Regions from separate parts of the Homo sapiens genome. Here all the other regions are linked to region 1. The links are chromatin contacts, found by Hi-C or POLR2A ChIA-PET in ENCODE. All regions are on one chromosome and are shown on one strand. Each heading gives the region's core, a stretch centred on a gene start or an enhancer-like site at or near the end of the contact. The rest is flanking DNA. Distances are from core to core; before and after follow the strand shown.

The links. A loop is a pair of places that touch in the nucleus more often than their neighbours do. ChIA-PET counts read pairs that join two places held with the same protein, here RNA polymerase II (POLR2A). Pooled maps may share reads with other maps.
Region 2: a map with no recorded cell type shows a loop between it and region 1 (2.3-fold over the local background). The contact joins two enhancer-like sites. A Hi-C loop is called at or near these places in 1 of 37 single-sample maps with no recorded cell type and 1 of 50 pooled maps. POLR2A ChIA-PET finds 5 or more read pairs at or near these places in 1 of 52 experiments (BJ).
Region 3: POLR2A ChIA-PET joins it to region 1 with 12 read pairs in AG04450. The contact joins two enhancer-like sites. A Hi-C loop is called at or near these places in 2 of 50 pooled maps. POLR2A ChIA-PET finds 5 or more read pairs at or near these places in 3 of 52 experiments (AG04450, PC-3 and WTC11).

Annotation. Positions count from the first base shown.
Region 1 is chr2:45,133,657-45,136,356 of GRCh38, reverse strand. The region is part of intron 1 of LOC107985809 (a long non-coding RNA gene); the gene reads left to right. Among named protein-coding and RNA genes, the nearest start is that of LINC01121, 120 kb to the left of the region's middle. Within about 2 kb of position 1,441, at least 2 of the 41 ENCODE cell types and tissues checked have a DNase peak (open chromatin) inside an H3K27ac peak, as active enhancers do.
Region 2 is chr2:45,468,535-45,471,234 of GRCh38, reverse strand. All of the region lies in intron 16 of SRBD1 (S1 RNA binding domain 1), which reads left to right. Among named protein-coding and RNA genes, the nearest start is that of SRBD1, 140 kb to the left of the region's middle. Within about 2 kb of position 1,299, at least 7 of the 41 ENCODE cell types and tissues checked have a DNase peak (open chromatin) inside an H3K27ac peak, as active enhancers do.
Region 3 is chr2:45,625,471-45,628,170 of GRCh38, reverse strand. No RefSeq gene overlaps it. Among named protein-coding and RNA genes, the nearest start is that of SRBD1, 16 kb to the right of the region's middle. Within about 2 kb of position 1,435, at least 2 of the 41 ENCODE cell types and tissues checked have a DNase peak (open chromatin) inside an H3K27ac peak, as active enhancers do.

The DNA of each region.
Region 1 (2,700 bases), core at 192-2,691:
GGGCTGGAGCAGTCAGAACTTCACAGACAAGGTCATGCTCTCCATCTCCCCCAACAGATCATCCGTTAACCCTAGCCAGCCCTCTCACAAAAGCACTTTCCTGATTAAAAAAAAAAAAAGAAGGAAGGGTGAGGAGGGTTGGGAGAGGATCTGAATGCCCCCATCCCTATAAATAAAATAGCCACCAATGTACCCCCTGTTGGCGAAGAGAGATGAAGGGAAGCTCCTTGTTATTACAAATAATTAACTCACTGGTGTCTCATTAAGATGAGAACAATTAATTCTGGTGAGGAGGAAGTGGGAGCCCACAGATAGGTGGTCCTGTAAAGTGTCCACTGGGCATAGAGGTCTGCTGACCAATAATGGCTTTGATGTTCAATTCTTTATACTGGCAACCAACACAAATTCTCTGTACCGCACAATTTATGATTGAATTCATTTATTTAGAGGGTGGTGAAAATCTGATTCTCTGGAACTTTCTGCATGAATGTGAATACTTCCCCTCCTCCCCCCACTAATTGTTTTCTAATAACAATCATTTATAGAGCAGTCACTATATGCCAGAGACTTGCAAAGGGCTTTATATAGCTTATGACTTGTGGACCCTCACAACTGTGTAAGTAGATATTATTATCTTTATTTTACAAATGAGGCAACTGAGGTATGAGGAGGACAGTAACTCTGGATAGTAACCAGGGTCCCTCAGATTCAAGGTAGCAGTTTGACGCAGAGCTTGCCTGCTAAGCTATTTGCAGCCCCACTGTCACATCATCTGACTTCAAATTATACTGCAAGCTACACAATAAACATAATACATAGTAAACCAGAACACAATAAACCATTCAGCTAGGAAGCTTCCCCCTAACTCACACACCTCCATTTTGCCCAGATTGTGCATAAAATAAATGCTTTAGATTGACTGGTTCACCTGAGAAATGAGAGACAGTTGGAAATTCAGAACCAGTCTGTGCTTTAAGCCTTTGACCACCCTCTGCAGACGTCTTCTTTTGAGAGTAAGGTGAGGGTGGGGTTCGTTTTAGGATCTTGAACCTGCCCAGAAACTTTCTGTCTCTTCTATTGTCAGTGAAGTTCAATGTGGGATTTGAAAGATCCCACCAAATGCCAAGCATTTGAAGATGCTAGGAAAGCATTTGCAAATTTCCACCAGCCACGTTGCCTGTGGTTTGCAGATTTATTTGCTCCAGGTAGAATGTTTAGAATGTTCTTTGGGTAAGGCCAGCCAGCTCAGGACCTTCCCTTCTCTCAATGTTTACAACTTCTTATTGTCTCAGACTTTCTTCAGCCAGGTTCTCATCTGATGGTTGAGGAGAAAGAGCAATGGAAGAGTCAACAGATCCCTCATGAATGGCTTGGTGCTTCTTGCTCAATTAGTTCCCGTGAGAGCTGGTTGTTAAGAAAAGCCTGGCACCTCCCAGTTCTCAGTCACTTCCTCTCTCTTGCTCTCTCTCTGGACTTCCTGAGCCAATATAATCATGAAGGCAGCAACCGTTTAGCAGTATCTAACTTTAGATGCAGACAGCACGGAAGTAGGGGACTGTAAAAATGAAGTATAAGCTGAAACCCTGCAAGGCAAACTTAACAATCATGGGGGAGAATTATAATTGTTCTGTGACCTTTAAAAATTTTGTCAAACATTAAAAACACTCTTACCCTCAGTTATAAAAGTATAGTGAATTGAAAACTATAGTAAAACCAATATTTACTCAATACACTATAATTTAAAACATTAAAAGCGTGAAAATTAAAATGTTTTGTTTCTTTGTTTAAAAAAAAAAACCTAGTAAGTGTAAACAGTGCTTGCTGGCTTCTCATTGTAGAACTTATGATACAGAGTAAGCCCCTTTTATATGCCTTGCAAACTGTTCTATGTTCTCTAAGTTTGGATCAGCTTCCAACATTTTCTTATTTGTGCTTTCAATATTGAAAAGAATCTCTGAGGTTTCCTTTCATGGGAAGATTTTTGCTGGTCTCACTTCCTCTGGGACATGGATATAGTTTGGTTTGTTTGACCCCACCACATCTCATGTTGAAATTTGATCCCCAACGTGGGAGGTGGGGCCTAATGGGAAGTGTTTGGGTCATGGGGGTGGGTCCCTAATGAATGGCTTGGTGCTGTCCTCAAGGTAATGAGTGAGTTCTTCCTCCATTAGTTCCCAGGAGAGCTGGTTGTTAAAAAGAGCCTGGCACTTCCCCTCTCTCTCTCTCTCTTGCTTCCTCTCTCTTGCCAACTGATCTTCATACACATCTGGCTCCCTTCATCTTCCACCATGAATGGAAGCAGCCAGAGGCCCTTACCAGAAGCAGATGCTGGAGCCATGCTTCTTGTATAGCCTGCAGAACCATGAGCCAAACAAACCTCTTTATAAATTACCCAGCTTCAGGTATTCCATTATAGCAACACAAAATGGACTAAGACATCATTATCCTTTTCATCACAACCACTCTCATTTATGTCACTAAATTCACCTTCACTGAATTTCTTCAGCTGCATACAGTCTTTCAAATAATGGCAAAGTCAATATTCCCATGGTCATTTATTCTATAAACTCCTTCGATGTTGGATTAAAATTTTACTTCCATTATTATCACTTTTTTTTCTTTGCTGCACTTTCCTCTTTCTTGGCCAATTCTCTCTTTTGAGTATCCTTTTCTGCAAAATATCATGTGAGTTCATTATTG
Region 2 (2,700 bases), core at 50-2,549, 340 kb before region 1:
TGATGTGATTTTTTTTCACTTTTTGATTTTCAAACTCCCTATAGTGAATATGTATTAGGAAAAATTTGTTGTAAAATGTATAGCCATTAATAGATTTCCCTTACAATCAGAGTGGGACTGAATTTATTTTTAGTCTGGACTTCTAAGTGCTTTCAGTATAAACTTAATACTTATTTTCATTTTGATTTAAGATATGAGTAGATGGACAAACATTGCTGTTTAAAAAATGAAAGCTGTTCAAAGAGAGAATGTTAAATAGATGAAATAATAGAAGCTATAATATTATTTCAATAGAAACTAAAATACTTTTGGTTTAATAACAGCTAAAATGCTAAAGGCAGCGTTCCAATCCTTGTCTTAGGAGATGGGGAGAGGTGATTTTAAAAACACATGCCTGTCATTATTTCTGGAGAGAGAGGCAGCCAGTGTGGTCAAATGACAACATATCCCTAACTGACCCCTAAAGACTTTGCTGGAAAGTGACTTGATGTTACTCCCAAGAAAACACTCCAGAGTGAGAGCAGGATGATGCAGGTTTGGCTCTGTTGAGTTCACTGGGACGTGGGGAATGGTGGTTTAGCTTGGCCTTGTCATATCCTGAAAGCTCAACTTAAATACATTGGATTTACTTGATAATTTTTTCTTCTTTGGACTGTGTTTTCGGTACTTTCATGCTCATTAACACCTCCATTTGGTAATGAACACACACAGTAAAGTAGGAAAGACTCAGAACAGTGCTCTTTCCTCCTTTGTGCCTCTCTGTTAGATCATTTGGTGATGATAGAGAATGAAATGGTTGGCCAAAATAAGTTTTTGGAACTGTTATTGGATTCTATATCCAGGCCATCTTTATTCTTCATTATTGTGGATAATGAATAATTACTGTAAAAGGAAAATCATCTTCCCAGCGGAAATTTTTCACAGTAAAACCTCAAAGGTGGGAATTTGCATTTTCTTTCATTCCTGCTCTGTGGAATCAATTCTATGTAAAAACAAATCAAAAAAATAAAAAACAAACTGTTTTATAGTCAACATGTAGAGATTATTAAATGGAGTTTTAGTTTAGGTCTAAATAAAGTAAGGTTTCTTGCCTGTTCTACAGTGTTTGCTCAAATCTTTTAAAACATTTTAATTCCTTAATTATCATAGTAAAGTGGGATACAGAAAAGAGTCTGTCCCATGCCCGGTCACCTAGGTGACTTTTGTTTGGATTTTTGCCCCATACACAAAAGCAGTATTTTGAAATAGAGAAAACACAAAGGTGAAACAGAGGAAATTGTTCTAAAACTGAGACATTATTTACACAGGTGAATTCTCTGCCAAAATGGTTTTGCAATGTTGTCCCTTGACTCTAAGGCCCAGGATATGGGCTGTACTGAATCTTTGCTTTACAGGGTATTATGAGTGAAATTCAGACTTAGCCTTGCAATTCAGATATTTCATTCACTTGTGACAAAGCAGAGACCTAACTGAAGGAAAACAAGTAATTGACCTTGACTAGGTGTATGAACCCAACTCATGTGTTAGAATTTGCTATTTATTCCTTAAATTTCAAGTTTTAAAATTTCTTTTCTGGGTATTTTTCCCTTCAGGATGAATTATGCTTCCTATGTTGAAATACTAGCTTTAGTTTTCTCAAGTTCCTGGAAATCACCAACAATGTAATAAGCCATGTATACACACACATAACCTAGTGTAACACCATTACTTATCTTTAAAAGAAATGTGAAATGATAGCATGATTTGAAGAACCTTTTACCAATAATGCCTTAAATTAAAATGACATATCTAATTTCCTTTATCTTTTGTTTGCTTACTCTGTGTATGTCATTGACCTTGGCAGTGAAACTAGATCCATTTCAGTTTCAAGTTCACCTTCTAGTTTTCGTGTTAGCACAGAAATCACTGTTACAGTTTCTAAAACTTTAAGTTACTTTCAGTGTTTAAAACTAATAATTATATGATCATTTAAAAAATTATATATAACATTAAAAATACTATCATGAAAGAAAAGATTAGTAAATTCTACTGCATTAGAATCTAAAACATCTCTCAGTCAGAAAACAATATATAGACCATCCATAGACAGGGAGAAGGTATTATATTTACAACACATAAACTATAAATGATACAGAATATGTAAAGGTCTCTTGCAAATCAAGACATGAAAAGACAATTCCAGAGAAAAACAGGCAAAGGCTATGAACAGGCAGTTCACAGAAGAGGAGATACAAAAGAATAATAAAGCTATGAAAAAATTTCTCTCTCTTACCATGAATGGAGGAAATGCATGCTAAAGCCATAAACCCTTCAGGCTGTCAAAAATTAGTCTGATAATTCAGATGTTAGCAAGCATGTGGAACACTTGGAATCTTGTACATTATTTATAGCAGTATAAATTGGTACCACCACTTTGGAGAGCACTGGAAGTTAACAGAGCTGGAGATGAGAATTCTCTTCAACTCAGCAATTCTGTTGCAGAATGTATATAGCCTAGAAAAATTCTCTAAAATGAACCTAAGAAGACATGCACAATAAATTCATTGAGACTGGGCACGGTGGCTCACACCTGTAATCCCAACACTTTGGGAGGCCGAGGTAGGAGGATTGCTTGAGCCCAGGAGTTTGAGACAGCCTGAGTGACATAGTGAGACGTCATCTCTACAAAAAAGTAAAACAATTAGCTGAGCATGGTGGTGC
Region 3 (2,700 bases), core at 186-2,685, 490 kb before region 1:
CACAGAAGAGAAAGTGACTTGAAGACAGAGGCAGAGAGTGGAGTGATGAGGTCACAAGCCACGGAAGCTAGGGAATGCAGACAGCCACCACAAGCTGGAAGAGGCAAGGAAGGTTTCTCCCCTTCAGCCTCTGGAAGGGGGAAGGCCCAGCTGACACCTTGACTTTGGACTTCTGGGCTCTAGAATTGTGAGAGAACAAATTTCTGTTTCTTGAAATCTCCCATTGTGTGTTAATTTGTTGCAGCAGCCATGGGAAGCTAATTCAGAGGGCATGGGCTTGCTGAGGGCTTAAAAGAAATAAAGATCCAAAAAGGGGAGTCTGGGGGTCAGAAAGAGGAGCTCGTGGACTCTGCAAGTTTGCTTGGAGTCTTTCTTTAGCATCCCAACTTTGACTGTAAGAGGGCCGGTTAGCCTGTGCCTTGCTCCATAGCTAAACACAAATTCATAAGTTCTCCTCACCACACATTTTATCCTGGTCCTAGCTAGAGATAGTGCCCCTCATCTTGGTCAATTGTCTTCAAATGCATGCCCTTGGACACACAAAAGCCAGATAAACAGTACAGTGGATTGTTCAGTACAAACATTTCTCCTTCCTGGGAGTAAAACTCAGGAATGTCTCTCTATGAGCTTTTAGGCTTCCATAAGAACGGGACATTTGGTAGATTCACTCCTCTAGGTGAATCTGCTCAGGTAACTGACATAGTTGGAGATTCTGGCAGAGCTAGGAGTAGAAGGTGGAAGCAAAGGAAATAATATTTGTTGTGCAAGTGTCATGACCCCGGACCCATGTTAGATGTTTTACATACACAATCTCATCCAATCCTCACAAGAATCTCATGAAGTAAGTAGTCGTAGTATTCTGTTTTATATATGTGAAAACTGGCCCCAGAAGGACATAATGTGCCTATATTCACACATCTTGTAAGTGATGGAAATAGGATTCCTGGTGCTCTATTGGGTTCCAAATCCCATGTTTTTCACGCTAGGAATTTCTGCCTCCTTAGAAAAGGTTTAAGGTTGAAGGCAAAGGATGAATGAGGGAACCTTTGGGTTCAGGCTTCTCCATCATTCTTTCCCCATAGACAGCAGAAAAATATCTTCAGAGTCCCTGGAAAGGAGGAACTAACTCTGATGAAATGAGTCTGGAGTGATTGTTTAAGAAAGAAATACCACCCTGTGTATGAAATGACACAGAGCTTTCACATGGCTCGCTGGAGACCTGGGCTCCTAGGTTACCTCGGGACCACTGATCACTCAGAGATGAAAAGATAACGAGAGTATTTGCCTATCTCGGGCTTTCGGGCTCGTTTCTACCCAGGCCTAGTGACCAGTGCAGGTGTGAGCCAAAAGTTTATTTGAAAAAGGAGGCTGCTCTATTTACTTTTCCTATTCTAGTTCCCCCATTCCCCCAATCCACCCTCCCTCAGCCTGTAGGACACATTATCCTGGAAAAGGTATACTCACCCTGTTTGAACTGGGCCATTAGCTTTCAGGGGTGGCATAACTAGGAACAAAGCCAGAGTCTCCCTTTCCCTCCAAATATTTATAAGAAATTACCCAGTGAGCAGAAGCTAAGCTTTTAAGAGAAAAAGGTTCAGCTTACCACAGGGAATATAAGGCTTTAAACACTCACTTTCCCGGTTATTATCACCAATTTTTCTCTTGCACCCCCACAGTTTCAGAAAATCACACTTCCTTCTCACTGCCCCTTATCTTCCTTAGAAGATAACTGGTTGTTGTTGTTTTTTTTTTTTTTTCCAGTAAAGGAAACTGTCTAAGTGTCTGATTTTCAAATCAAGCAACCACACACTTATTCCTTCAATTAACAAGTTTGGTTCAGAAAAGGCAGGTGGAAGGCTGTCTCTGGAAAGGCATGTTGTAAATACAGATTGAGACTAGTATCTCCTTCACTGGTTCATTTGCTCTAATTAGGCTTAAAGTTTCCCAAAGACTCTTCTGGTCATCTTCCAAGCAAGATCTATTCACCTGAAGTTCAGCTTTCCTGTGACATTTCTCCTAGAACATGAACAGGATCCAGGCACCAAGTCCCTGCCTAACTAGTTAGTTACCAGCTGTGTGATTCCAAGTGAATCACTTAATGGCTCTGAGTCTCAGAGTCCTCTTCTATACAAAAGAGGCAAGTCATTCCTGCCACCTACTCACAGTGTTGGTCTCAAACCAGAGAAGGTATGTGAAAACACATAGAAAATGTTAGAGGTTGGTGAAGATGTAGAATAACATAATTGTGAAAATCCTCACCCCACAAGGTGGGTGGGTAAGCTGTCACATTTTTGTTCAGGCTTCAGCACTGGGCAGAGATCCTGAACTCCAATACCTTGTAGTTTCATGCAGAAGGAACATCTCTTTATATCCATTTAAGCTAAGAGCTTAGCTGTGATCCACTCTGAATTGCAGATGGAGTATCCTAAAACAGAATCCCAAACCCTGAGATCCGTACGGAGACATCTTTTCTTCCCATGTAGGGACCTCTGCAGCAACATTTCTGACAGCATCATCAAGCCTCAGATGAGACCCTTCTGTTAAATCTCTTTCTGGGCCCCTTTCTCACATGGGTCAGTTATAACTGTTAGAAAGTGATTTCTAAATAAGAACCCAAAGCTACTTTCACCATTATTTTGCCTCCTGGAATCACATACAGAAGGTTTGCCCACTCCTTCATAGGCTGGAAGATACTTGTAC